Linked DNA regions of Homo sapiens: regions 2, 3, 4, 5 and 6 are each linked to region 1. A link is a contact called in ENCODE Hi-C data. All regions are on one chromosome and are shown on one strand. The core of a region is the stretch at or near the end of the contact, and the rest is flanking DNA. Distances in the headings are between cores, read along the strand shown. Region 1 holds the start of DCLRE1C (DNA cross-link repair 1C). Region 2 holds the start of UPF2 (UPF2 regulator of nonsense mediated mRNA decay). Region 3 holds the start of DHTKD1 (dehydrogenase E1 and transketolase domain containing 1). Region 4 holds the start of STAM (signal transducing adaptor molecule). Region 5 holds the start of VIM (vimentin). Region 6 holds the start of TRDMT1 (tRNA aspartic acid methyltransferase 1).

Region 1 (4,304 bases), core at 568-3,067:
TCTAAGACAAACCATCAAAGGTGTTGCCAGTAGTATACTAGCAGGATATTTTACCTCAATTAGTGATTATGTTGTGTATACCTTTCCATGTCACCCCTCCTCCCCCTCCTCAAGATTTCATGGAAATCTGTATTTGAATAGAACTCTGAGTATCATGGCTACAGGCACAAGCTGACATTCACTAGGGATGTCATTCTGTTTTGTTTTGTTTTTTTGAGACAGAGTCTCTCTCTGTTGCCCAGGCTGGAGTGAACTGGCATGATCTAGGCTCACTGCAACCTCCGCCTCCCAGGTTCAAGTGATTCTCCTGCCTCGGCCTCCCGAGTAGCTGGAGATGTGTGCCACCATGCCCGGCCGATTTTTGTATTTTTAGTAGAGATGGGGTTTCACCATGTTGTCCAGGCTGGTCCTGAACTCCTGACCTCAGGTGATCACCTGCCTCAGCCCTCCAAAGTGCTGGGATTACAGGCATGAGCCACTGAGGTGGGCTGGGATGGCATTCTGATTCCTGATTTCCCTGGTCAGAAATCTTTGTTCCTGGATTTGTTCTCACGTTACCTTGCGTCTCTGTGGAAGCATTTATTTGCCATATTCTGCAAACATGTTGTCGCCAGATAGATTGAATGCTACCCGAAGGTTTGTCACAGTGCTGTGCACAAAGTGGGACTTCAAGTGTTATGGAGGCCTGGAAAGCCAGGTACAATGGCTCACCCAGCACTTTGGGAGGCCGAGGCGAGCGGATCGCATGAGGCCAGGAGCTCGAGACCAGCCTGGTCAACGTGGTGAAACCCCGTCTCTGCTAAAAATATAAAAATGAGCCAGGCGTGGCGGCGCGTGCCTGTAGTCCCAGCTACTCTGGAGGCTGAGGCAGGAGAATCGCCTGAACCCGGGAGGCGGAGGTTGCAGAGAGCCGAAATCACGCCACTGCACTCCAGCCTGGGCGATAGAACTAGACCCCAACTGAATAAATAAATAAAATAAAGCGAAAGTGTTCTGGGTTGTTTGTGTTTAATTATACTAAGGAGATTTGATAGGAAGGAGCACAATAAATGTCATGGTGATTATTTGGTTTATTGTAATACAATAAAGGAAATACAATAAAAGGTTTAACAAACCTTTTCATAAAGTTGCTTTGGTTGTTAAAAAATTTTAGACCTTTCCTGCCATTTTTCTTTTTTTAAGTACATCATTCTAACTTCCTAAAAGTATAGCTCAAAAAGGTGGGGGCCCAGGGGAGAGGCCAGCAGCGAAGGCATTATTGGGATCTTATTTGCCCCAAGATCACGCAGAGATGATTTATTCAGTTTGTAGATTATATAAACGGAAGAGGGAATTAATAGTTCCTGAATCTACCATGAGTCAGATACAAACTTTCTCATACAACCCTCACGGTAATCCCACAAGGTTAGAAATTGGGAACAGAAGAGAGAGGGCGGGGAACTGAGCTCGGGTTTCAGGCTAGCAGCAGACAAGCAGGAAGCGGAACGAAGAATGATTTCTAAGCGCAGTTCCGCAGCCCACTCACCTCGTCGGCTGGGGCCACCTGCTCTGGGAGTTTCGATTTCCCTTCCCGCGACTGCACCTCCACAGACATGGGCAACGCCTTACCAGAGCAACACCTGTGTTTGTTGGGCGGGAATGAGCCTTGCACTGGGCAGGGCTCAGGGCCCATCGCGTGCAGCGAAGCGCGGGTGATTTAAACCCAAGCAGCGGGCGCCTAGAACCCGACCGGATGCTCCTTGACTTTGCCCCCGGTCTCCGGACTCCTCTGATTGGACGTGGCTGCGTTCGGCCGCCCAATGGCGAGGCAGCGCGCGGCTTCCCGGAAGTGGCGGCGCGGTCAGGGCTGGCCTTGGCTTCAGCTGCGGTTTTGGGGTCCCGGACTCTGGGATCGGCGGCGCTATGAGTTCTTTCGAGGGGCAGATGGCCGAGTATCCAACTATCTCCATAGACCGCTTCGATAGGGAGAACCTGAGGGCCCGCGCCTACTTCCTGTCCCACTGCCACAAAGGTGAGTGAGGGCTGCGCGTCGCCCGCTCCCGGGGCGCTGGGGGCTGGAGAGAGGACAGGAGGGGGCCGGCCCTGGAGCAAGGAGCTGCAGCCTGTGGGAAGCCAGCGAGGGGGCGGCCAGCACACGCCTTGTCCCAGTCGGGCTCTTCAGCCTCTCAAAGGCTTCATCTATTTTCGGATGTGGTCAACGCGGCGTAACGGCGCCTGCCAGTTGCGCCCCGGGCCGGCTTGGTCAAGCACTGCTAGTAGTTTCTCTTGGTAGCTTTGCTGGTGGCCGATGATCAGAGATTGGCGAGGGTTAGTACTTCCCTCAGAGCCTCGCTACCATGTATGAAGAAAACAAGTTTCAGATCCATTTGACCACACCCTCAAACATTGGTCAGCAAGCAGGAGACTCAGACACACACACAACTGTGGAACAGCCCGCCTAAGAGCTCCACGAAGTGCAAGCTCCTTGGCCTTTGGGTGTTCTGTCCGTATCCAATATGAAAGTTTCGTTCTAGTTTAGGTTGGAGGGATGTTTCCCTTCTAGATGGTATCAGGCAACCTGAAAAGCTACTATGATTTCACAGCTGGATCCTTTCACAGCTGGGCCGATTTAGGGATTAAGGTTAGAGTGTCGCTGATGCTCCAAGCAGAGATTGGAGCTAAGTTCCAGAGTTTAAATACCGCTAACTTGACAACCATTGTTCATTTTCACTTCTATTGTGCTAACAAGTCACTAACTTTTACCAGGGAAAACAGTTTTAATGCTCATTGTGCTAATTCGCCCAGCCATTAGTGTTAATTGGAGAAAATGATAAACGGAATCACTGGAGTTGCTGCCTCCTGCTGTGTGGCCTTGCAGCGTGCTGGAGCAGGAAGCTCCCACTACCCTGTGGAGTCAATCAGCGTAACAAACCTATCTGTACCTGCGCAGTAGGAAAGTATTTTAAAGTAAATTACAGGTATCCAAACACAGCCTTTCCTCACAGGGTTGGTGTGAAGGCCAGCTATGTTGTTTTGTGTGTGGAATCAATCACTTGGACTATAAATCGTTGAAGTTACTGCTTCTGCGAAATGTCTCTGCTTTTTTTTTCCACAAAGCCACCAGTGATTTCTCTTTAATGGGAAAATCTGGACCTCTTCTCGTGCGTTGCCGTATTCGCATCGTGCACGTCTTTGAGCATCTCCTTCTTCTTTTTCTTTTTTTTGGAGACAGGGTCTCCCTTTGTCGCCCAGGCTGGAGTACAGTGTGGCACATGCTCTCTGCTCAAGTAGTTGGGACTACAGGAGTCAGCCACCATGCCTAGCTAATGTTTGTATTTTTATTATTATTTTGAGGTGGAGTCTCCATCACCAGGCTGGAGTGCAGTGGCGTGATCTCTGTTCACTGCAACCTCCGCCTCCTGGGTTCAAGCGATTCTCGTGCCTCAGCCTCCCAAGTAGCTGGAGTTACAGGCACGCACCACCACACCCAGGTAATTTTTGTGTTTTTAGTAGAGATGATGTTTCACCATGTTGGCCAGGCTGGTCTCGAACTCCTGGCCTCAGGTAGATCCACCCACCTCAGCCTCCCAAAGTGTTAGGATTACAGGTGTGAGCCGCTGTGCCTGACACATTTCTGGTTTTGTTTTTCATTGAGAATCCACTGCTGGACGAGGATATGCCTATTTTTACTTTTTGTGTAGAGCCGCACTGGAGTCTCTGAACTCAAAATGGGCTAGCCAGGATTAAAGTATACTTCCGAAACTTGCACTTCGTGTTTAGGATGGCTGAGTTTGGAGAAATAATAAATCTAAAGGAATTTGAAATCATCATAAGTTTGTGCATTAAGCCAGAAATGGACTCTTCCCTACTGTTGAACAGTCTATAACAACTTTTTCTGTTCTCTGACCACATGTGGATCTGCTTAGTCAACCAGGACATAAACTCATCAAGGGTGAAAACACAACTTCTGCTTTTGGAGGTTTCTCACATTGCCTTCTGTTGGCTTTTCACCTTTTTGGGACACAGGCTTCTTTGATTATGATATGGACTATCTCCACAAAATTCATATGTTGAAGCCCTAACCCCCAAAGCGACTGTATTTGGGGCTGGGGCTTTTAGGAGGAAAATAAGTTTAAGTGGGGTCCTACCGTGGTGTCCTACTCTGATAGGATTAGTTTCCTTACAAGAGAAGGAAGAGAGAGGGCGCTCTGTCCTCATGCGGGGCCTAGGAAAGCCATGTGAGTGCATAGTGAGAAGGCGGCTGTCTGTAAGTTAGGAAAAGTGCCCTCTCCAGAAACCAAATCGCCCCGCATCTTGATCTTCCC
Region 2 (4,304 bases), core at 1,193-3,692, 2.9 Mb after region 1:
AGTATACTTATTAGTTTTGTGATAGTAAATTCATCTGACTCTATTTTTATAAAATGGTGATTGCGATGAACTAAAATCACAAATGTGAAATAGCAAATTCTCAACAAAAAGGCCCTCCTGTTTTTTGATTTTAGGTGATTTCCTTTTAACACCTGATTAAAGACAAAGGTTGACTTGATTTAGGATGAGAAGGATTTATTATATTTATTAACAAAGAGGTAAAGCTTTTTTCTTTCTTTCTTTTCTTTCTTTTTTTTTTTTTTTTTGAGGCAGAGTCTCACTCTGTTGCCCAGTCCAGAGTGCAGTGGCGCTATCTCGGCTCACTGCAACCTCTGCTTCCCGGGTTCTAAGTGATTCTTCTGCCTCAGCCTCCCGAGTAGCTGGGATTACAGGCGCTCGCCACCACATTTGGCTAATTTTGTATTTTTAGTGGAGACTGGGTTTCACCATATTGGGGCCAGGCTGGTCTGGAACTCCTGACCTCAGGTGATCCACCAGCCTCGGCCTCCCAAAGTACTGAGATTACGGGCATGAGGCACCGCACCAGCCAGAAGTAAAGCTTCTTAAGGTAATCCCATGAAATGGGAAAAGGAAACCTTGAAGAGAAGCGTGGGTGGCTATCACCAATATGGTATTTGGGGCAGTTCTCATAATTGTTTATCAATGCTGCAGAATAGCAGTATTCATCTTTCTCTTTTTTTTTTTTGAGACGGAGTCTCCCTCTGTCGCCCAGGCTGGAGTGCAGTGGCGCAAACTCGGCTCACTGCAAGCTCTGCCTTCCCGGTTCACGCCATTCTCCTGCTTCAGCCTCCGGAGTAGCTGGAACTACAGGCACGTGCCACCACGGCCGGCTAATTTTTTTTGTATTTTTAGTAGAGACGGGGTTTCACCGTGTTAGGCAGGATGGTCTCGAACTCCTGACCTTGTGATCCGCCCGCCTCGGCTTCCCAAAGTGCTGGGATTACAGGCGTGAGCCACCGTGCCCGGCCTTCATCTTTCTCTTTCACTATCCTTTAAATGACTGACCTATGTGTAGTGTATAAAAAATATATATTTTTAAATACAGGAAGCAGCAACACTCAGTATGAGAGGATAATTTGCGTGCTAAGAGTAAATGGGGAAGCAAACAGTAAATAGAGGCAAATGGGCAAAGGTTGAGTCATAGGGAACCTGGACTTGCCTCAAGTATTTGTGGTTGGTAGTAGTTCATTACGTGGGCTTGGGCACCAGGTGGGGCCCCCTCAAGTCAAGCAAACGTCAAGACCAGTTTCGCACCCTTGTTCCTCTAGCTCCGGACCAGCCAGAGCCACCTACTCGGATCATGTTGGCAGAACCCAGTACTGTTTCGAGGCCAGATGCACCATTTCAGCAATTCAGGAGGAAATAAGCAGTGTGGATAAACTGATACCCATTTTTGAAAGTCGGCCTGGGTTCGCATTCAGAAGAAATGTCGACGCTAGCCATTTTTTTTTTAAAATGGGTGATTTGATAACTCAGGGAAGTCTTGCCACTGTAATTTTTAAAAGTTTGCTTGCTAGAACCAGGTACTTTCTAAGAAGTGTATGGAAAAAGCCTTGATTCTTCTTCGCCCTGGGTGGTTTTTACGTCGAACACCTAGAAGTGCTTCTGGAAATCCCCCCGCAGGACTTTCGATGTCTTTTAGGGCATTCTTAAGACTAGACCCATTCCTAAGCGACTCCCACCTCCCAAACCAGCCATATGGTTTAGTTTCTCCAGTTTCCAATTTTCTAAATCTTCAACGTCTCCCCTCGAATTAGTCCAATCAAACTTTCTCTTCTTAGACCTCTTCCTTAGGTTCGCACCAGGAAACGCCCAGGAGAATCACGTGGCCGGGCTTGTCCTTAATGGCGCTCCGTAACCCTCCCACTATTCCACCACACTTCCTCGCCTCCCGTGAGCTCCGCCCCGCCCCATTCGCGCTTCCCACCCCCATCCCCCGCGAAGCGCCTGCGCCTGCGCAGCTCCAATTCAGGCGCTTTCCCTTTCCTGGCGACCAATCCACTTCCTGCCTCGGGTCCTCGGAACACTCCACCCCTCCGCTGGGGCCCTGGTTTGAGGTGCTGGTAGTGGCTACCTTACGTATTGCCAGTCTGAAAAATTCGCTCTTCTCATCGACTGGGGAATTTGAAAGAGCTGTTAAGTGAATGGCACTCATATGAGCCTTTGCCCCGGACCCGCCACCCCAGAGTCAAGCTGAGGGCATCGGCATGCCGCAGGGAAGACGATCAGGACTGTTTTTAATCGGGCAGTCGCGCGGATGGCCTTTTCCCTCTCGCCTCCTTCCGCCCCGCCCCCACTCTCAGCCCGGCCGCGCTGGTGAGTGGCGGGCGGGAGGGCTGGCGGGCGGAGGGAGGAGGGGGAGCTGAGGGAAGGCGGGCCCTCGGCTGCGAGATAGGTGGGGGGAGGGGAGGGGAGAGCCCGAGCGCTGGAGTTGGTGCTGGGAAACCCGGGGCTAATGTTGACAACAGGCTCGAGGTGAGTCCCGGGGATCCTCCTTCCCCTCCGCTCCAACGATCGGGAGGAAATGGGGCTGGGGGGCACCGGCCTAGACTCCTACTCCCTGGGGGACCCCAGAGGCGACTCCACACTCCAGCTCTCCGGGGTCGGCGAGCAGTGGAGGGACCGCGGGTCCGGCGTCGTTCTCCTCAGACCCCCTGTCTCCGAGGCTCCCATCAACGCGGGAGCCCCCGGGCCGGGCCATGCTTGGGGGGCGGTGGAGGAGGTGCCTGCCCCACATGCCTGGGCCGGGCCTCGAGACTGGAGGCGGGGAGCCCGCGGTGGAGGGGCGAAAGTGTTCGGGGGCGTGGAGGAGAGCGAGGGGAGGTCGGGGGAAGCTCCTCGAGAGCCGGGAGGGAAGCGAGGGCGAGAAAGTGGGGAGGGCGCGTGTGTGGGAGGCTGCGGAGTGGGGAGACCGGCCGGGAAGGCTTCTGTGGCGAGGGAGTGTGGGGCGAGAAGTTGGGGTTGGGGCAGCGATGGTCCGCGAAGGTGACCGTGGATACCTGTGGGAAGGGGAGTTGTGTCGGGGAAGTGTGGTGGGTTTAGAGGTTCCTACACCACCAGAGCAGGGGTTTGTAGGAGAGGTATGTGTAGGGGAAGGGGCTTGGGGTGTATCTGGGGATGGTGGGCATGGGCTGTTTGGTTGACTTCCTTTTAATCACATAGGCTGGTTGATTCTTCACTTTACCTTCACCTCTTCAAGGCGCCAAGCACTCTCTTCTTGCTAGGACTGTTGGACTAAGGAAGTGATCACAGGATATTTGGTCCCCAGGTTGGCAGAGCAGAGCCAGCTGGGTCCACGCTGGGGTGATCGGACCTTCAGCTCTCTTGCTCATCTTAGAGGACTTACACGACACGAAACGATGCATCAGATCAAAGTGAAACCCTCGCTGACGCTTTATCTCATTTCCATAGTTCTTAGGTGTTCCTTAACATCGTCAGTCTCCTCATTTGTGAGCTGGTACAATTTCTAACAGTTCTTAATACGTCCTTTATACTAAGGATGTTCTTTAAAAAATAAAGTCAGAAACTGGGAGATAGTGTTCCTGTGCTGTTCTGTCCTGACAGCATTTTGAATAAGAGAATTGAAAGGTAAAACCGCATTCTCTCATACTGGAGTGTTTTCGGAGCACTCTGATTGGGATTTCATACATAATCCATATGGTACTTTGCAAGGGAATGTCTTTAAAAGGGAAACACCCCCTTTTGTGCCCTCTTCCCCCCAATACACTCCATTGGTACTTCTAGTAAATTAGTTTTACTTTCTTTTGGAAGTTCAGAATGTATTTAGAATACCAAATAAAATATACAGTTCAAGTGACAGGACACTATTTTGGGAGCTAGGAAGGTGGTTTTAAAGCATGGTTTCCTTTTAAGGGTAGTCTGAATATAATTGTATTCAGCAAACTAATTTGTAACAGCTAATCGGATTCCAGTGAAAAGATCACGACTTTTTCTCCTCACTATCTTGAGAAAGGACCTATTTAAAATTGTATTTGGACTTGAAAAACTTTTGGAAACACTTTAGATGAAAAGTTTGGCTGTTAAAGCTTGAAGTTATTGAAATAAGAATTTTAGCATTTTATTAAATATCACTTAGTGCTCAGTTTTTTAAGTCGACATAAAACAAACGTGTATTGAGGTGAATCACGGTGTTTGTATATTTTATTCGTTTTAGTGTAGGTAGTGAAAAAGCACTGGGTAGTGAGTGTTGGTCCAGCCACGGAAACTAGCTGTATATATAATCTTGGGTAGGTGACTCTGCTGCTATCCTTGGAATGTAAAAA
Region 3 (4,304 bases), core at 841-3,340, 2.9 Mb after region 1:
AAGGACACAGGTATTTCCACCTAGAAAGCTGATGGGCAGTGTTATGCTACAGGACAAAACATTTGGTTTTTGTCCTGTAGGACAGGACTGAGGCAGACTACATGCCCTTGAAGCCTGTAGCTCAGGAGCGTATGTTCATTGTATCTTGTCACTTTCAGGAAGGCCCAAGAAGAAAGATGAGGTCAAGTTGGAGCTCCCTAATGAGCAAGTAGACAGGAAGGGGAATTCGGCTCTGCAAAAAGGAGGTTCCCTCTTGGCCAGGCACGGTGGCTCATGCCTGTAATCCCAGCACTTTAGGAGGCCAAGGCCAGTGGATCACTTCAGGTCGGGAGTTCAAGACCAGCCTGGCCAACATGGTGAAACCCCATCTCTACTAAAAATACAAAAATTAGCTGGGCATGGTGGCAGGTGCCTGTAATCCCAGCTACTCGGAACACTGGGGCAGGACAATCGCTTGAACCCAGAAGACAGAGGTTGCAGTGAGCCAAGATCGTGCCACTGCACTCCAGCCTGGGCGACAAAGCCAGACTCCATTTTAGGATTAAAAAAAGAGAGAGAGACAGAGATATGAGGTTTATTTTAAATGCCCTCCGAAGTGAAGAGCAAAATATTGAAGTTCTAGTGTGTGATTGATGGAACATTCCAAGGTCAGGTGCCCAGATGCCGAAGGGGATCTTCAACATTAATCTAATGATCAGATCAAAGATGCCAAATGATTTTCCTCTAATAAGCAATCTGTACTTATCTTCTACTCCGTGAGGATAAATAATGATACAATAATTTTGGAGCGTAAACCAAATACTCAAAATTAGTCTCGCAAATGAGCATGCAACAGAAGTTCCAAAAGCTGATATTCATGACTGTTAATTCATTAAAACCACCAGCACATATCAAGGTGTCAATAGAGTGGCTAAAAGGAAAAGAAAGAAACCCCACCAGCACATAGTTCCAAATTCAGCAGAGTTAAGAGTTAAACTCTGAAATTAAAGTAACAGACTAGCTACAAGGAGACAAATACATAATAAATATCATGCTGTCTTCCAAGACTGGAACTAACTGCCCACTTCTCCCAAGCAATGCAGTCTTGGACCCCCCCACCTGCTCACATAAAAGAAGCCTCAGAGATGGTCCTGGAAATGTATCCTTGGGAGACCTTAAAACTTTACTTCTCCCACAGCTCCGCCTCATTAAAGAGCTGGTTTTCTAGGCTGGGTGCAGTGGCTCAGCCTGTAATCCCAACACATTGGGAGGCCGAGGCTGCAGGATCAGCTTGAGCTCAAGAGTTCAAGACCAGCCTGGGCAACATGGTGGGACCCCATCTCTACTAAAAATGAAAAAAAAAAAAAAAAAAAAAAAAAAGCTGGGCGTGGTCATCCCTCTGTGTCCCCAGCTACTCGGGACGCTGAGGTGGAAGGATAGCCTGAGCCCAGGAGTTCGAGGCTGCAGGGAGCTGTGGTCGCAGCACTGCACTCCAGCCTGGGCCACAGAGCGAGACTCCGTCTCAAAAAAAAAAAAAAAAAAAAAAGGAAACAAAAAGAGAAAGAAAAAAAGAGTTTCTCACACGTTTCCAACAAAGGAAAGAAAAGCCCTTCCGAAACCAGGTCCGGACCAGCAAGATGGGAAGACCACCCAAGCGTGGACCTCAAAGATCCTCAGTTACAGAGGATGGACGGGGGATGACCCCAACACTGAGCACCCACACCTACCCTCTGCTCCCCTCACCTCCCCCTCCTCCCCACCGGCCGCGCGTTCAGGCCGGCAGCCGGTTCCCCGACCCCGACACCCCACCGCAAATCGGCCAGGGGAGGCTTCTGCGTCCCAGCCCCCGCTCCCACCGCCCGGGCCCCATCCCCGACCTGGGGGGCGCTCCAGGGCGCCCTGGGGCTCGCGGCTCTCGGGCTTCCTCGGCCGGTAGCCGTAAACGCCCCGCTCGGTCTGGTAGCCACGCCAGAAGAGAGGGAGAGCCCGGCCGAGGCCCCGTCGTGCTGCTGCCGCAGTAGCAGAGGCCATGTTCACCAGATGTCCCGGCCAGCATGCTAAGGCGGGAGCCCGAGGGGATCCCACCGGCCCTGGTAAATCCGGGACTCGTCAGAGGCGGCCGGAGCCCCGCCCCCAGACAACGCCCCCGCGCCTGATTGGCCGACGGGCCGGACCCTGGAAGCCAATCCGTGGCAGCGGCACTCACAGCGAAGCGACGCCCAGGATTGGGGCGGGCTTCCAGGGCGGTTCCGGCGGCTGAGACCGCCCTGCTCCACCGCAGGGCGGGGCAAGTAAGTGTTCCGCGGGGCGGCACCTGCTCCCAGTACGAAACAGGATGTAGCTGCAGCGCCTGTAGTCTCCCGCCAGGAGTGTTTACCCATCACGCCTCTGCCCAACCGCATAGACACAGTCTAGGGTGTCTGTTACAGAAAGGACAAATTAGCCACAGGGTGGATAGGAAATGGCTAGGACTGAGACCAAGGGACGCAAAAAGCAAAGGTTACTTAGCGCAGCTACAAAATCAATACCCCTAATTTTTTTGTTTTCTTAAGAAACATTAACAGAGGCCGGGCGCGGTGGCTCACGCCTGTAATCCTAACACTTTGGGGGGCCACAGCGGGAGGATCATCTGAGGTCAGGAGTTTGAGACCAACCTGTCCAACATGGCGAAAACCCATCTCTACTAAAAATACAAAAATTAGGTCGGGCGCGGTGGTTCACGCCTGTAATCCCAGCACTTTGGGAGGCCGAGGCGGGCGGATCACCTGAGGTCGGGGGTTCGAGACCAGTCTTACCAACGTGGAGAAACCTCGTCTCTACTAAAAATACAAAATTAGCCAGGCGTAGTGGTGGGTGCCTGTGGTCCCAGCTACTCGGGAGGCTGAGACAGGAAAATCGCTGGAACCCGGGAGGTGGAGGTTGCGGTGAGTTGAGATGGCGCCATTGCACTCCAGCCTGGGCAACAAGAGCGAAACTCCGTCTCAAAAAAAACAGAACAAAAACAAACAAACAAACGAACAAAAAAAAAAAAACAAAACAGGCTGCAGTGGCTCATGCCTGTAATCCCAACACTCTGGGAGGCCCTCTGGGAGGCCAAGGAGGGCGGATCACGAAGTCAGGAGTTCGAGACCATCATGGCTACTATGGTGAAACCCCGTCTCTACTAAAAATACAAAAATTAGCCGAGTGTGGTGGCGGGTGCCTGTAGTCCCAGCTACTCGGGAGGCTGAGGCAGAAGAATCGCTTAAACCCTGGAGGCAGAGGTTGCAGTGAGCCAAGATCGTGCCCACTGCACTCCAGCCTGGGCGACAGAGCGAGACTCTGTCTCACAAACAAACAAAAAACATTAAGAGAGAAAGAAGGAAATAGGGTAAAGGGAGCAGGGAAGAAAGGGATAAGAGTCAAAAGAAACTGGACATGAACGATTAGTTGGTCTGTCTCTGAGTGAGTTTCCCAAATGATTTTTTTTCTGTGGCTTACTTTTAACTTTGCCAGTATGGTAGGAGAGAGAGTCTGCATCCTTACCTGGTTAGTCATCCTTCGTTCCAGTAAGCTGTGCAGCTATACCCCAAACTCCTAGGAATATTATACATACAAGCCCAAGACATCCTCCTTCTTACTCATTCAACCAGTACACTCATAAAGCACTCTGCTGGGTTACAAAGATTAATAAGGCACAGTTTCTGCCCTTAGTTCCCAGTCTAGCTGTAGATAGAACTCAGCACACAGGATGATAGATTATATAATGTAGGCACATGTAAGTGCCCCCTGCAAGCACAGGAGCGTCATCCAGCACAGCTACTGTAGCTGGGACCCCTTAGGTCCACACTTTGGTGGCCTCCCCATCTTGCTAGTTTGGACCTGGTTTTGCAAGGGCTTGTCTTTTTTTTCCTTTTTTTTTTTTTTTTTTTTTTTTGAGACGGAGTCTCGCTCTGTCGCCCAGGCTGGAATGCAGTAGGGCAATCTCGGCTCACTGCAACCTCCATCTCCCGGGTTCAAGCAATTCCCCTGCCTCAGCCTCCCGAGTAGCTGGGATTTCAGGCGCCTGCCACCACGCCCAGCTAATTTTTGTTGCTGTTGTTTTTGTTTGTTTGTTTGTTTGTTTGAGACAGAGTTTCTCTCTTGTTGCCCAGGCTGGAGAGCAATGGCGAGATCTCCACTCACTGCAACCTCCGCCTCCCAGGTTCAAGTGATTCTCCTGCCTTAGCCTCCCAAGTAGCTGTGATTACAGGCATGCGCCACCACGCCCAGCTAATCTTTTTTTTTTTTTCCTTTTGAGACAGAGTCTCGCTCTATCGCCCAGGCTGGAGTGCAATGGCGCGATC
Region 4 (4,304 bases), core at 1,165-3,664, 2.7 Mb before region 1:
CTGACACATTCTCAACTCAACAAACATTATTAAACACCTCCTATGTAGCAACCTCTCATTAAGGAGTATAAAACTATCTTGAATGCTAAATAATTCGGTAAAGGCAAAAATGCTAAAATAAGTTAGAGGATTTTGTAAGAAGGTGGAAATTAGAGTGGACTAGTGCAGCGGTTCTCAACTGGGAGGTATTTTGTCCTTCCAGGGGGCATTTAGCAATGTCCTGAGACTTCTAAAATCATGAGTGGGGGCTGGGTGTCACCGGCATCTAGTGGATAAAGGCCAGGGATAAGGCTGAACACCCTACATTGCACAGGACAAACTCCTATGACAAAGATATTTACCTGGCCCAAACCGTCAATAACGTTGCTACTGAGAAACCCTTTGCTACAGTAATCAGGAAATGACTCAGGTGTAACAAGTTGGATTCTGAGTTGGCCTTAACACACAAGGATATGTTGAAAGATAAAAGAAAGCATAAGCGTAGGACAAAAGCATAAAGGCAAGAAGGTGCCTGTGTTTGAACTGGGTGGTACAGCTACTAGGAACGGGTTTGACATTAAGAAATTTACCTGAATCCAATGCAAATATGTGTTCACAAAGTCAGTAGAATATAAAGGTGATTGGGTAGTTGCTAGCTAAATTATACAGGACCAAGAAAACTAGACAAAGGTGCTGTAAACAGAAGAAGCAAGTATTAAGAAGCTGTTTTAAGTATTTCCCCTAGAGATTCATGTAGTGAGATGTAAAACTGCTTGAGAACAGCAACTAGGCCTTGCTCATCACTGTATCTCTTATGTCACTGAGCTGCTGTGTCCTGTAGTGTGTGCTAACTGCTTATTAAATTAAATGCAATTTTCCAATTCATTAAGTATAATCGGTGATCTCCAAGGTTCTGTCCACTGCTAAGATTCAGGACACTCATTTAAGGTGGAACAAAAAAGGTAGCATCTAGTAAGTGCCAACCACATAAAGGTACTGTAGCAGGCCCTCTAGACATATTATTTAACTGCAGAATGGAATGATGTGTTTTCCCCTCTTTAAAGACAAGAACACTGGAACTCAAAGAATTTAACTTGCCTATGATTTCACCGTGAGCTGAGAAGTGGCAGAGGTAAGGAGTGAACTTTTTTCTACTCTTATATAAACTTCCAAGTTTCAGTGACATGCTCTAAGGAAGAGTTTAAAAAGAAAAATTCAACATCCACCTTTCATAATTAAAATACACAAAGACAAGTAAATTCATAAGGTTGTCCTTATTCACAGTAATGATTACATTCTGCCATAAGGGATTTGGAAATGGTATTTGGCTTGCTTTCATTCCACACTTGTGTGCCAAGGTAGTTCCTACGTGCGTTCAAATTAAACCAAAATTCTCTCCCCGGAAACTCAAATTCCCATAATTATTATCTTCAAGTCAGAAAAAAATAAAATAAAATAAAATTAAAAACCAAAAGCAAACCTATTGAATTGACATCATCAGTACCTAATACCAGTGATTCAGAAAACAACAAAAATGTAGCATTTCAAACTCTTTCCAGATTCAACAACTTCTTCCACACTTCTTTACACCTTTTAAAGTGCAGAGACCTAGCCTAAGAGAGACATCCCAAAGGCTCAGGTCCTCAATTCGGTTTCAGTCGTTGCCAAGTATTTCATCTTCATCGCTCCTAACATGTTTGAGAGTCTACCCTTAACCAGAGCTCCCTCCTTCAGTTACCGTTACAAAAGATTTTAAAATCCTCTAAGGAACCTTACCTAAAACATTCTGCCAGTTCCAGACGCTCAACATTTATTTGTCTAGGCAAGCACTTTTGGTACAGGGTTTACAATCCTAATCTAGCCAACATACGCCTTAAGCCCTTCGCTGTTCTTCCAGAAGCACAGTCCCTGCACCAGATGCTACACCAGCTGCTCCTCCCAGGCCCTTTACACCAACCCATTCAGCAGTTCTTTGGCAACCTACAGTCCTAGCTCAAGGCCCATTTCACAGGATGAGTCCCATTTCTTTCAAAGAGGATGCGCCAAGCCCTCAACCTCCTCCCAGCTCTGAAGGAGGGAGCCTCAGGAAAGGGGAAGAGCGAGCTCTTCCTTGGCCCTGGCCCGAGGGTCCTGAATGCAGGCAGGGGCTGGCAGAGTGAGCGTGCAGTCCGGTGAGGAATGGGCAGGGAGAGGCAAAAACACTTACCAACATCCTGATCGAAGGGATTGGTGGCAAAAAGAGGCATCTCCGCTGCGTGCCGAGGTGTCCCCGGGGACTCCCTCTCGACAGCACGGGAGTCAGAGCTCGACGTAGGATGGAAGACTCCTCAGGCAAAAAGAGCAACAGAGACCGACTCTACAGGGTCCGCGACAGCTCCTCCTCTCACCCAACCCCACCAACCGCGGCAGCAGCTGCGGCGGCGGCAACAGCAAGGAGCCGAGGAAGCCCCCGCGCGGAGCTTGTCGGGAATCTGGGCGACCTTGGCGCTGCCTGTCTCAAAGCTGCCCCGAGCCTGCCCCATCGGTAAAGGCTGAACAGGGAGTCCCCTCTGCCTGACTCCTCTTTTAATTAGTCACACATAAGAGTGGAATTAGTTCTTGTGTTTTCTGCTTTTCCCTTGGCTAGGAGTCTCCGTAGGACGGGGTCCTTCAGGCGTGCTGAAGCCTACTAACAACCCCAGGAGTGACTGGGAGAGCCAGGAGAAAGAAAGCAGGTTGAGTTCGGGTCGAGCTGTGCGCCTTTTTTCCTCTCGCTCTCTCGGTTATCATAACCTTGTATTCCCTCTGGAAGGAAATGGAAATTCCTTTGGATCATCTTCTAGGTAAACAGTTTAATTAGCTGCGTGAGGTGACAAACTTGCTCGGATGAAGTCATGGGAGCTGAACGAATTGGCCTGAATCCCAAGAGGGGAGTGTTCAGGGCGCGCGTGTCCCTCGGAGAGGCTGAGGTAACGCTGGCTCCTTCCCGGGAGTCCCTGAACGCCCGGCTTTGGAATCTGCAGACAGCTCTTCTAGCAGGGCGTTGGCACCTACTGACTAACCGTGCAATCACTCAGCAGCTGTGATGGTTGGTGACATGTCTTTCACAGCCCAAGATAGCCTCCCTAGACTGAGCAAAAAAAAGAAAACAGAAAAAAACTGGAGCTAAAAGTTGATCAGTGAGTGATTCCTAGCAACCCAAAATGTTGGTTTATTTATTTTACTTATAAGTTTAGTTAACCAATAAAAATTATTCTCTGTGTGATGGAGAAGTTTTAAGGAGCATCTACTAGAGATGTTGCGTCCCACTTGGAACAAACTTAGTAAGCACATCTTGTACGTAAATGGAAATTATCCCGCAAATTACGGCATCTCCAAATGTAGCGTGGAAACTAATATTGACATGTCAACACAGGATTAATACATAGTAATCAAAGAGTGCTTAAAAATTCATTAAAAATGAAGTCCCACCTCTAAAAGTGAAATGTGCAAATTAAAGTAGCAGTTAGATAATGTTTTGTCATTTAGGTAAAAATTACAAAGAATCGGCCGGGCGCGGTGGCTCACGCCTGTAATCCCAGCACTCTGGGAGGCCGAGGCCGGCAGATCACCTGAGGTCAGGAGTTCAAGACCAGCCTGGCCATGGTGAAACCCCGTCTCTACTAAAAGTACAAAAAATTAGCCGGGCGTGGTGGTGCGCGCTTGTAATCCCAGCTATTCGGGAGGCTGAGGCTGGGAATCGTTTGAACCCGGGAGCGAAACTCCGTCTCAAAAAAAGAAAAAAATTGCAAAGAATCAGGGATGTGAGGAGTCAGACACTCACATACTGTTGGATGAAGTGTAAATACTGTATAATCTTCCTAAGGGAAATATTTGGAAGCATGTAAAAAAATTTTTAAAACCTTAGGACCCAGCAATTCCATTTCGGCAAATTAATCCTAAAGACATTCTTTTAAAACATGAACAAAGGTATACATGGCAACATTGTCTAAAGGATCAAAGCATTGCCAGCCATTAAATGTCCCACATTGAGTGATTGGACAAATTGCTTCACCTCTTGGTGTCTCAGTTTCCTCATGTGTAAGAAACAGGAATAATAGGGTTGTGAGGATCAAATGAATTAGTACAAGCAAAACGCTTATTACAGTGCCTGGCATAGAGTAAGCACTAAATAAGTGTAACTGATCACTGTAATTTACACTGGTCAGTTAAATCATAGTACATAAGATGTGAAAACTACACAGCCATTTAAGGTGCATAATACAGATTCATATTTACATAGACATCTGAATACACAAGTTTTCAGAAGGAAGTTACAAACCTTATAAAATTACAAATGCCCACAA
Region 5 (4,304 bases), core at 1-2,500, 2.3 Mb before region 1:
CGGCTCGCGGTGCCCGGGCCGCCGAACATCCTGCGGTAGGAGGACGAGGACACGGACCTGGTGGACATGGCTGCGGAGGGTGGCGATGGCCTGGGCGGCGGCGGTGGCGCGGACTGGCTCCCGGAGAAGAGGCGAACGAGGGCGCGGTGGGTGTGGGTGGTGGGAGCGCGGCTGCGTCTCTGGCGCGGGGACCTCGGAGCGAGAGTGGCAGAGGACTGGACCCCGCCGAGGGCGCTGTTTTTATAACCCCGTTAGGAAAGAGGGTCCCCTCCCACTGCCATCCCAGCCGCGGAGCGCGCCAGCCAATAGGGACCTAGCGAGAAGCGGGGAGGGTGGGCGGGTGGGGTGGGGGCGCCCTCGAGCCTTCCTGCTCCGGGGCCTGGGACTGGGCATGGTCCCGTTACTTCAGCGCTGGGCTGGGACTTTTGGGGGCTTTCCGGATGATAGTCTGAGCTGGGCTCACCCTGGGGTGCTGAAAAAGGCGGGGTCGCGCGGTGAGGGGGGGGTCCGCCTGGGACTGAACCAGAGGGGTCCGGTGGCACCACGCCAAAGGGGCGTGGGAGGAGGTGCGCGGCGGTCTCGGGGCTGCGGTCAGGCGGGGAGACCCGCGGGCAAAGGAGCGGGAAGAGGAAAGAGTAAGGAATCCCTCAGATCTGAAGTCGCGGAGAAAGAAACAAAGAGCGCCTGAGATTGGAACGCGGGGTGGGGGCGCGCACAGCGCAGGAACGCAGGGCTCAGGCCTCGCCGCAGCCTCGCGCGCCGCCCGCTTGGAAAGGGGGGCTGCTCCGGCCCGCGCCTCTGTCCATCGACTTGCCTTGGCGGAGAGATGTTGGGGGGAGGGGAGGTTCTGTCGAGGGACCTAACGGGCTCAGTCCAGCTTCGGACGGCGGGAGTTGCGAGACGGCGGTGGCAGAGGAAAGCCCGAGGGAGAGGGGTGGGGTCGCTTAGTCACCGGCGGTGACTCACCGCGCCCTGCTGTCCCGCCGATTGAGGGCTCCTAGCGGTTTAGGGGAAACCGTTAGACCAGATTGATTCAAGTCTCAGCGGGCTCCGCGCGCGCTGCTAGTTCTCAGTGCTACCAACTTACAGCTGGGCCATCGCCTTGCTGTGTGCGGTCGGGCCCTGTGGGGGACAAGAGCGCCCCTAAGTTTTTAATAACTCGCTAAAGCCTGTCTTTGCTCGAATGTGCGGACTTTTTGTTAGCAAGAAACTTCTGCAGCCTTTGGAGAGGCGCCATACGTGGGCCTCCCAGATCACGATTGCACCGGGAAGGTTTTTCTTGCAGAGTCCCCGCCCCCGTCCCTCTGGTCTCCTCTCGCTCTTCCCCCTCCCCCCATGAAACCACACCCAACTTTTTAAACAAGATCTGAAAATTCTGGGTGAAAGAGGAAACTCGACGTCCGTAGTTTCAAAATAGAACTCAGTGATCAGTGGTTTTTACCCTGGTGGAAGTCATTAAAGGTATAATATGAGCCAGTTAAAGAATTAATTAGGTGTTGCTTAAAAACCCCAATTTGATTAATGAGTTCAAATGAAAGGCAATTATGTAACACAAATGACAGAATCTTTGGCGGCAATAGATTTATGTGTTAATTTTAGGACAGCAATGCACAGTACAGGGTTCACGGTGATTTGTCTGGGAAATGCCATAGGTCCTGTTTTCCAAAAGAATTCGTGCAATTGACCTTGGGGTGAGGGGGATAAAACTGTCTACGCAGCAAAAAACTTCGTGTCCAAGACATGGAGGGAGTGTTCAGATTCGGTCACCTTAACCTTTCTAGGGAAATCACTCAATTCAAGGGCTGTTGTTTCAATATTAGTAACGAGCAGAGCTGAGTACTTACCCGCCAAGGGAGATAAAAGGAGACTATGTAAATCAGTCTTCTCGTGATTTAGTAGCAATTGAAAAGGCACAGGTTTTTTTGAGTATTTAGATTTATGGTGTACTGAAAGGATTAACTGCAGAACCACTGTAAAATTGATTCTGCAGTGGATAGGAGAAAAAAAAGTATTTCTCTCTTTTTTTTTGGTGGCGGCAGGGGGTACTGCAGGTTACTTGGTATTTAAGAAACATAATTTAGAGGTAAATGAAGAGCGTATTCTGACTTCTTTGGACAAGCCTCTTTTAGGCAATATTTTGTTTACCTTATCCCAGTTCGTTCTTGCAAATGGTGCTTGCCAAGGTGGAATTACAGGACTCTCTACTGCCCAGCTCGCCTGCTGGGGCTTTCTTTTATTCTCTCTTTCACTGGGAGGCTGCAGGTCATTCCCCAAGAGCATTCCTGGGGCTGGGTGCCCTGGAGGACAAGCCTATGCTCTGAGTTACATCTTGCTTTCTGAGAGCCCTTTATTCAAGCCACTGCTCAGCAAATGCCACCATTGTGAGTGTGCCTGGAACCCTTAGAATGAGAAAAGTGATCTCCCTATGGGAGGAAGAGAGTGTGGAACTCACTTCTACGTGCAGTGCCGATCCCAGGGCAATGCGACGCTTGCTGACTGACTCACTATGGAAAAGGAGGACAAGGCATTGGCGAGGTGTGGCACTGTGCCCTGCTGGTGCCCATAGCCGATTCCTCAGGGCTGCGGTGATGTCTCCTGGAATGGGCACTGGTCCTCTTCATCATCTCAGGGATAGGTAGCTCCTCCTTCCAACCTGTCCCCATTCTGAAGTCTCTGGGCTGTGATAGGCTGCTCTCTTGTCACAGACATATGTTTGTTTGATGCATATAGAATGTATAAAAGTGTAGGTGTTCTGTAGTCCCAGCACTTTGGGAGGCCAAAGCAGGAGGATTGCTTGAGATCAGGAGTTTGAGACCAGCTTAGGCAACATATATATATGAAACCAAAAAAAGCCAGGCGTGATGGTGCACACCTGTGGTCCCAGCTACTTGGGAGACTAAGGCAGGGGGATTGCTTGAGCCTGGGAAATTGAGGCTGCAGTAGGCTGTGCACACCACTGCACTCCACCCTGTGCAACAGAGTGAGAACCTGTCTCAAAATAAAGTATATGTATGTACTACACACACATATACATACGCACATATACAGCGTTCAATGTGTTTTTCCTATTAGAAAATGCCATTGTTTTTGGTGGGCTGCAAGAGAAGTGAAAGTTGCAGAAACACTTTCATTCATTCATGTAGAATTCATGAGACTTAAGAATTCATTTCATTCTGAGATAAGATATACAGTGCCTCAATCAATGGGTGATAGTTTTCAGTCAGGGAGATCAATGAATCTGAACTCACATCCTTGAGTGAGACAACTCAGCCTGCTCTCTATGCTACTGTGTTCTTAGGTATCTTTTGGGTACACAGACATAGCTTTCCCGGGTTTTGTGTTTATTTTTTAATTGCTATGAAAACCTATCTGAGAAGTATTTTCAAGTGCTGGACTGGGAAGCTGCTTTCAACACAGCATGATGCAAGTTGCATATAAATAAAGACGTGGTGGTATAATTCATAGGCCAGGCATAAACACTACCACATCTAAATTACCAACAGTGATTTTGGAATTTGCAAGCTGTCATGATGTCAGTTGAATTGGGTGACTTAAACTGACGGACCAGCCAGCCGTGTGGACAGAAGCTTAGTGGCCTATGGAGGCTTTGGGAAAGCTGGCTAGCCATGCCAAGAGAACAGCATCTAGCAGGACTGTTTGGATGGAATGTTAGAAAGAAGAAGGAGGGTACACTGAGAGCATGAAAACCATAGCAAAACCTAAAATCCATGGAAATACAGGTAATAATAATAAATAGTATAATAGGTAATGTCGATGCCAACTGAATGACAGACACTGTGTATATATTTAATTTAACTTGATGCACTCACACCCTCCTGCAAGATAGACTTGATCATCCATTTCACTAATGAGGAGCCTAAGATGCAGGCTAGCAATTTTCTTGTGGTTGTATGACTAGCAGGGGTGGGAAGAAGGGGACAAGAATTTGAATCGAGGCCTTTCTGACTCTAAATGCACTTCTCTTTTCTGTTTGCCTTGATAACAAAATTTTGCTTACTATCAACCAGTTCAATTCACAAATATTAAGTGCTGGACTTATCATTTAGGGACCTACTGTGTTCCAGGAACTGAAGAGATGGGATGATTAACACAGATCTTGCTGCGAAGGGGCATATTTTTAGAGGAATTTGGCAGACAGCTATAACACCATGTTTACGATGTAAAATGATGTAAAAAACAAAATCAAATGACGTAACAGTGATCATACTATGTAAGAAGGGAGATTTGTTTTCACCTGCATTCTAAAACATTACTTTCATTAGTGAGTTAAAAATTTTCATTTA
Region 6 (4,304 bases), core at 904-3,403, 2.2 Mb before region 1:
CAAATTCAATAAATAATTAACACGTTGCCAAATCAGGTCTCATTTTTTCTAATTTGAATTCAGCCATGAATTCATTTCTTGGAACTAAAACACCCTCAACAATCCATCTCTTTCTGTTCCCTTCTGCTTTATCTTACAGATGAGGAAACCAGGGTCATCTCAAAGTCACACAATCAGTTAACTGGCAACGCCAGGGCTAAAGCTGAGTTATCTGGTATCTTTCTACCATACACCTCTTCTTATCTGAAAGTGACTAACAAAAAGCAAAGCACGTGGCCAATGCACATGTACAATTTAAAAAGTTAATTTCATAGACCACATCAAAAGGAACCAGTGAATGTTATAATTTGGATGCAGTGGTTATACTTTTATTTGTTAACAGCATTACATTAGCAGGCATGCAACATTTCTAACAAATCAGTTATTGTTATTACAAGTGGTACCCCCAAGTTCCCCCTAACAAAAACCTGTGGCAGTGTTGGGAACAAAGAGAAAAACACTTCACAACGGGAACATTTTCTATCCTCCATATGGGTACATTATTTTTATTTATAATTGACTGTAAACACCGCTCCCCCCACAAAATTTCTAAGCTCCCCCCAACTGACTGATTGAACACCTCCACCAAGCGGATTCCAAAGAAACTTGAAAAACTAGTTCAGGCCATGCTGGGAAAGGGAAGTCAGACATGCCTCATTATACTTTCCTCTCTTTGGAGTTCAGGCACAACTGACCAGTATTATTATTAAAACAAGAGATCTTCATACCGACATAACAGACTCTTCTTAGCAATAAGATACCAAAATTCCAACATGACTCTAGTATAGCATCACATGAAAGATAGCAGGCCCTAAATCAAAGCATTTTACCCTAAAATAAATTTCTTTGACACTTTTTGAAATGGCCCTACACAGCCATCTCTTGTGGGGAAAATCTACATTCTATAGAGACTCCCTTTCCCTTTCCAGGTCTTTTCCTGATCCAAGAGATATTTAACTAAGAGTCTGGCATCTTTTTACACATGATAAGAGACATTTGCCAATTATTCTCTCTGAAGCCTGTTACGTATGAGACTTCGTCTACATAATAAGAACCTTGGTCTCCACCTTATCTTAACCCAGACACATTCCTTTCTATTGATTCCAGGTCTTTAGGTCACAACTTAACTCTTTCAACCAACTGCCAATCAGAAAATCTTTGAATCCACCTGTAACCTGGAATCCTTCCCCTTTTTGAGTTGTCCCATCTTTATGGACCAAACTAAGTACACCTTCCATATACCAGTTAATGTCCTTATGTCTCCCTAAAACCATATAATCCCAAGCTGTAGCCCAACCACCTTGGGTACATGTTGTCAGGACCCTGTGGGGTTGTGTCATGGGTCACGGTCCTCACCTTGTGCTCAGAATAAACCTCTTCAAACATTTTACGGAGTTTGGCTTTTTTCGTCAACATGAGCCTCTAACAGTTGGTTACTGGATCATCCTGAGGAATCAAGGCCATAGCACTTAAAGACCCATAAATAATCCTACATGATATTCACTGTGTATTCTATGTAGGTGTAATTTCCAAGCTAAAACATAATTAACCCCACTAATAGACACAACAAACATCCTCTGTATTATCAGCACGCACACAGGGCTTTCTCTGCTGCGAGTGGACTTGTGTCCTTACTTATAATTCTGGAATCTTCTCTAGGGGAGAGGCTGGTCTAATTTCTCTCTATTGACCCAGGGCAGGCAGGAAACAAGGCACACTGTGGAAAGAATGTTTGAATGTTCAGGCTTCTAAGTGACAGAAAAGCAGCTTGTCTGAAAAATGATTTTTTTCTGGCTTCTAACCAGTGTTAATTCACTTGGAAACCAAGGCAGTTTTCTCCCCTTTACTGAACTCTGGATTTCTTTTCCAATCAAGGCCCCTGACACCAAAGAAGGAAATGGAGCGTAAATCAGGCTACAGAGTGGCTGCCATTCATTCGGGAAGCCTTATTGTTTTCCGTCCTTTGTTCCCCTCTAGACCCTTGCCAATCCCCAGGCCGCGAGGCCCTCTGAAGCCCTGAGCCTGGAGCGGTAGGAGACGGGGGAACTGAAACGCCGCGGAACCAGAGGCTGAGGGAGCGGCGCGATGGAGGGAGGAGGAGCGACGGACCGGCAGGCCTAGCTCCGGGGCTGCGGCGGCTGAGGCGCGGGGATGGAGCCCCTGCGGGTGCTGGAGCTATACAGCGGCGTGGGCGGCATGCACCACGCGCTGAGAGGTGAGAGTCCATCTAGCACCCCTCTCTCTATTCGCTCACGGGGGCTGGTTGGAGCACCCGCGCCGGGAAGGGGCGGAGCGGCGAGACGCAAGGGGCGGACACTGTGGGGCGGACACTGTGGGGCGGCCCTCGGTTGTCCTGGAAACAGCTCCTGCGCGCCGCCGTGTCCACCCCTCCAGACGCTGACTCCCTTCTCCTGGCGCCGAGTCTGGCTCGAGGGGCCGCACATGGCGCCTCAAAGGGCCCAGTTGGGAGTCGGGATTCGCAAGGCAGTAAATCAACCTCAAAGGGTATCAAAGGGGCGAGACCCTCGCCTGGTGCCAAGCCCCCATTCTAAGTGTGCAGCCACCGAGAAGCATGGAGACTCGGTCCTTCATCCTGGGGGGCTTCCCAGCTGGGGAGGGAGGGAGTGTCAGGGGCTCCCCTGGTGAGAGATGGATCTTGGAAGGGATAATAGCTACAATTCAAGGTAGAAGTTTGCGAATGCTAAATAGGATGGTAGAGGAAGCTTGAAGAACTTGGACGTCTGATCGTTGGAAAGAAACGTGTCTTCTGTAGTTCTGCGTTTAGATGCCAGAGAACTGAGTTCCAGCTTGGTGGCAGTGTGACGTTGGGCTACTTCGTGAACAGTGATGAACCTGTTTCCTGGTTTTAAAAGAGAATGATTATTATAAGGATTAAAGTCTGTCAAGTGCTTGTTAGTGCCTGATACATTGTAACCACTCCAAATATTATACATTATTATCACTATTACTTTAAAACGACATCACGAGATATTATCAAGCAAACTATTACTTTTATGCACGTCTTTGATTTTGAGGTTTTTGATTTCTTTCATGCTGAGTTGGAACTGAAAGTTTTACTTTTGGTGATATTCACTCAAAATTATTTATTGAGCTCCTATTCTGTGCCAGATTTTGTGCTAGGAGCTGGGGATACAGAATGACAAACAGGCTTTGAAGGTGCATGTTTATTCTTAAATTACTAAGACAACCACCGAACTGAAACTTCCCTGCTTCCTTATTTAGGACCAAGAGTAACAAGAGTAACTGTAAGATACAGACAATATTTAATGGGTTTAGCGTATAAGTTTTTTGAGCAGATTTATTGAGTTTCAATTCTAGACTAGGTTAATGATCATTAAGTTTTTAGTACTTGTTTGCCGGCTATCTTTATTTCTCATTTTAAAACTTAGCAGCATCAAAGCAAAACTCTAGTACTATTTACTCTTTGTTAATTCTCTAAAGTGATATAATGTCCGCGTTTTCCCATATCTTGAAACTCCTTAATGAATTGCTTAGTACTTTATCATAAGCTGTAATTCAGCCATTCCTTAAGTGTCGAATATTTAGATCATTCTTCAGTTTTTTTGCAAGTACAGTGTGCTACAGTTACATTCTTGAGCATAATGCCGATTTTCTCTTTAAGCATGTTTACTAACTGTTGGAATTAATTCAACAGTAAGACTTAACTGTGTGCTAGTTACTAAGTGAAAAACAGAATTTTTAAGGCTTTTGAGAGAGAGGATAGCAAATTGCTTTTCAGAGATTTTTGAGTGCCTTAACTACATATTCATCAGGGATATGTATTATCAATTTTTAATCCTTGCTAATTTGTTAGGGGAAATTGTGTAATTTTAAGTGACAGTTTTGGGATTAATGAAAGAGTAAAATATTTTCTCTCCTATTAGCCAATGCAATGTGAATTTGTACACGTTTTTCTATTGCCAGTTCTACTGTTGTGAATCCAAGCTATTAAGTTCTGTAATTTAAATTATTAACATAGCTTCCCAGCTTCTCTCCTTACTTCCATTCTGCCTCCCTACTCCGTTTTCCTTCTAGCAGGCAGCATGATCATTTGCACAGTAAACCAGATCATGTTACTTCGTTGCTTAAATGGTTGCTTTTGAGATTGTAATCACAGTCCCATCTTAACAGGCTTGTGAGTTCTGGCTTCTGTCTTCTCTTCAATTTTATCTGCCACTCTCCCTTCAGCATCCCGCTTCACCGTCAACACCCAAAGCTGAAATTCTAATTAAACGATTCCCTGA

The links. Hi-C counts contacts between places; a loop is a spot of excess contacts on that map. Pooled maps may share reads with other maps.
Region 2: a map with no recorded cell type shows a loop between it and region 1 (11-fold over the local background). The contact joins the promoter of UPF2 here to the promoter of DCLRE1C in region 1. A Hi-C loop is called at or near these places in 5 of 37 single-sample maps with no recorded cell type and 9 of 50 pooled maps.
Region 3: a loop to region 1 is called in a map of naive thymus-derived CD4-positive, alpha-beta T cell, with 8 times the contacts of the local background. The contact joins the promoter of DHTKD1 here to the promoter of DCLRE1C in region 1. A Hi-C loop is called at or near these places in 1 of 168 maps with a recorded cell type or tissue (naive thymus-derived CD4-positive, alpha-beta T cell), 1 of 37 single-sample maps with no recorded cell type and 6 of 50 pooled maps.
Region 4: a loop to region 1 is called in a map of naive thymus-derived CD4-positive, alpha-beta T cell, with 6 times the contacts of the local background. The contact joins the promoter of STAM here to the promoter of DCLRE1C in region 1. A Hi-C loop is called at or near these places in 1 of 168 maps with a recorded cell type or tissue (naive thymus-derived CD4-positive, alpha-beta T cell), 3 of 37 single-sample maps with no recorded cell type and 7 of 50 pooled maps.
Region 5: a map with no recorded cell type shows a loop between it and region 1 (8-fold over the local background). The contact joins the promoter of VIM here to the promoter of DCLRE1C in region 1. A Hi-C loop is called at or near these places in 7 of 37 single-sample maps with no recorded cell type and 13 of 50 pooled maps.
Region 6: a map with no recorded cell type shows a loop between it and region 1 (8-fold over the local background). The contact joins the promoter of TRDMT1 here to the promoter of DCLRE1C in region 1. A Hi-C loop is called at or near these places in 4 of 37 single-sample maps with no recorded cell type and 4 of 50 pooled maps.

Annotation. Positions count from the first base shown.
Region 1 is chr10:14,951,609-14,955,912 of GRCh38, reverse strand. It overlaps DCLRE1C (DNA cross-link repair 1C), which reads left to right and starts at 1,817. Exons shown (of 14, transcript NM_001033855.3): 1 at 1,817-2,011. The coding sequence starts at 1,903. It also overlaps a transcript of MEIG1 not described here. RefSeq lists a silencer at 1,626-1,705 and enhancers at 1,724-2,451, 2,452-3,180.
Region 2 is chr10:12,040,947-12,045,250 of GRCh38, reverse strand. It overlaps UPF2 (UPF2 regulator of nonsense mediated mRNA decay), which reads left to right and starts at 2,442. Exons shown (of 22, transcript NM_015542.4): 1 at 2,442-2,496. LOC105376416 (a long non-coding RNA gene) reads left to right here. Exons shown (of 3, transcript XR_930666.2): 3 at 1,290-1,452. RefSeq lists enhancers at 2,025-2,274, 3,445-3,534 and silencers at 2,715-2,854, 2,875-2,924.
Region 3 is chr10:12,066,740-12,071,043 of GRCh38, reverse strand. DHTKD1 (dehydrogenase E1 and transketolase domain containing 1) reads right to left here and starts at 2,090. Exons shown (of 17, transcript NM_018706.7): 1 at 1,857-2,090. The coding sequence starts at 2,010. RefSeq lists silencers at 1,755-1,914, 2,015-2,064.
Region 4 is chr10:17,642,261-17,646,564 of GRCh38, reverse strand. It overlaps STAM (signal transducing adaptor molecule), which reads right to left and starts at 2,414. Exons shown (of 14, transcript NM_003473.4): 1 at 2,186-2,414. The coding sequence starts at 2,225. It overlaps STAM-DT (STAM divergent transcript), which reads left to right and starts at 2,647. Exons shown (of 1, transcript NR_110370.1): 1 at 2,647-4,304. RefSeq lists enhancers at 2,400-2,519, 2,670-2,739, 2,162-2,811, 2,812-3,460.
Region 5 is chr10:17,225,187-17,229,490 of GRCh38, reverse strand. VIM (vimentin) reads right to left here and starts at 1,250. Exons shown (of 10, transcript NM_003380.5): 1 at 967-1,250; 2 at 1-215. The coding sequence starts at 68. VIM-AS1 (VIM antisense RNA 1) reads left to right here. Exons shown (of 3, transcript NR_108061.1): 1 at 1-146. RefSeq lists a silencer at 2,557-2,771.
Region 6 is chr10:17,199,521-17,203,824 of GRCh38, reverse strand. It overlaps TRDMT1 (tRNA aspartic acid methyltransferase 1), which reads left to right and starts at 2,153. Exons shown (of 11, transcript NM_004412.7): 1 at 2,153-2,254. The coding sequence starts at 2,191. RefSeq lists a silencer at 2,456-2,515.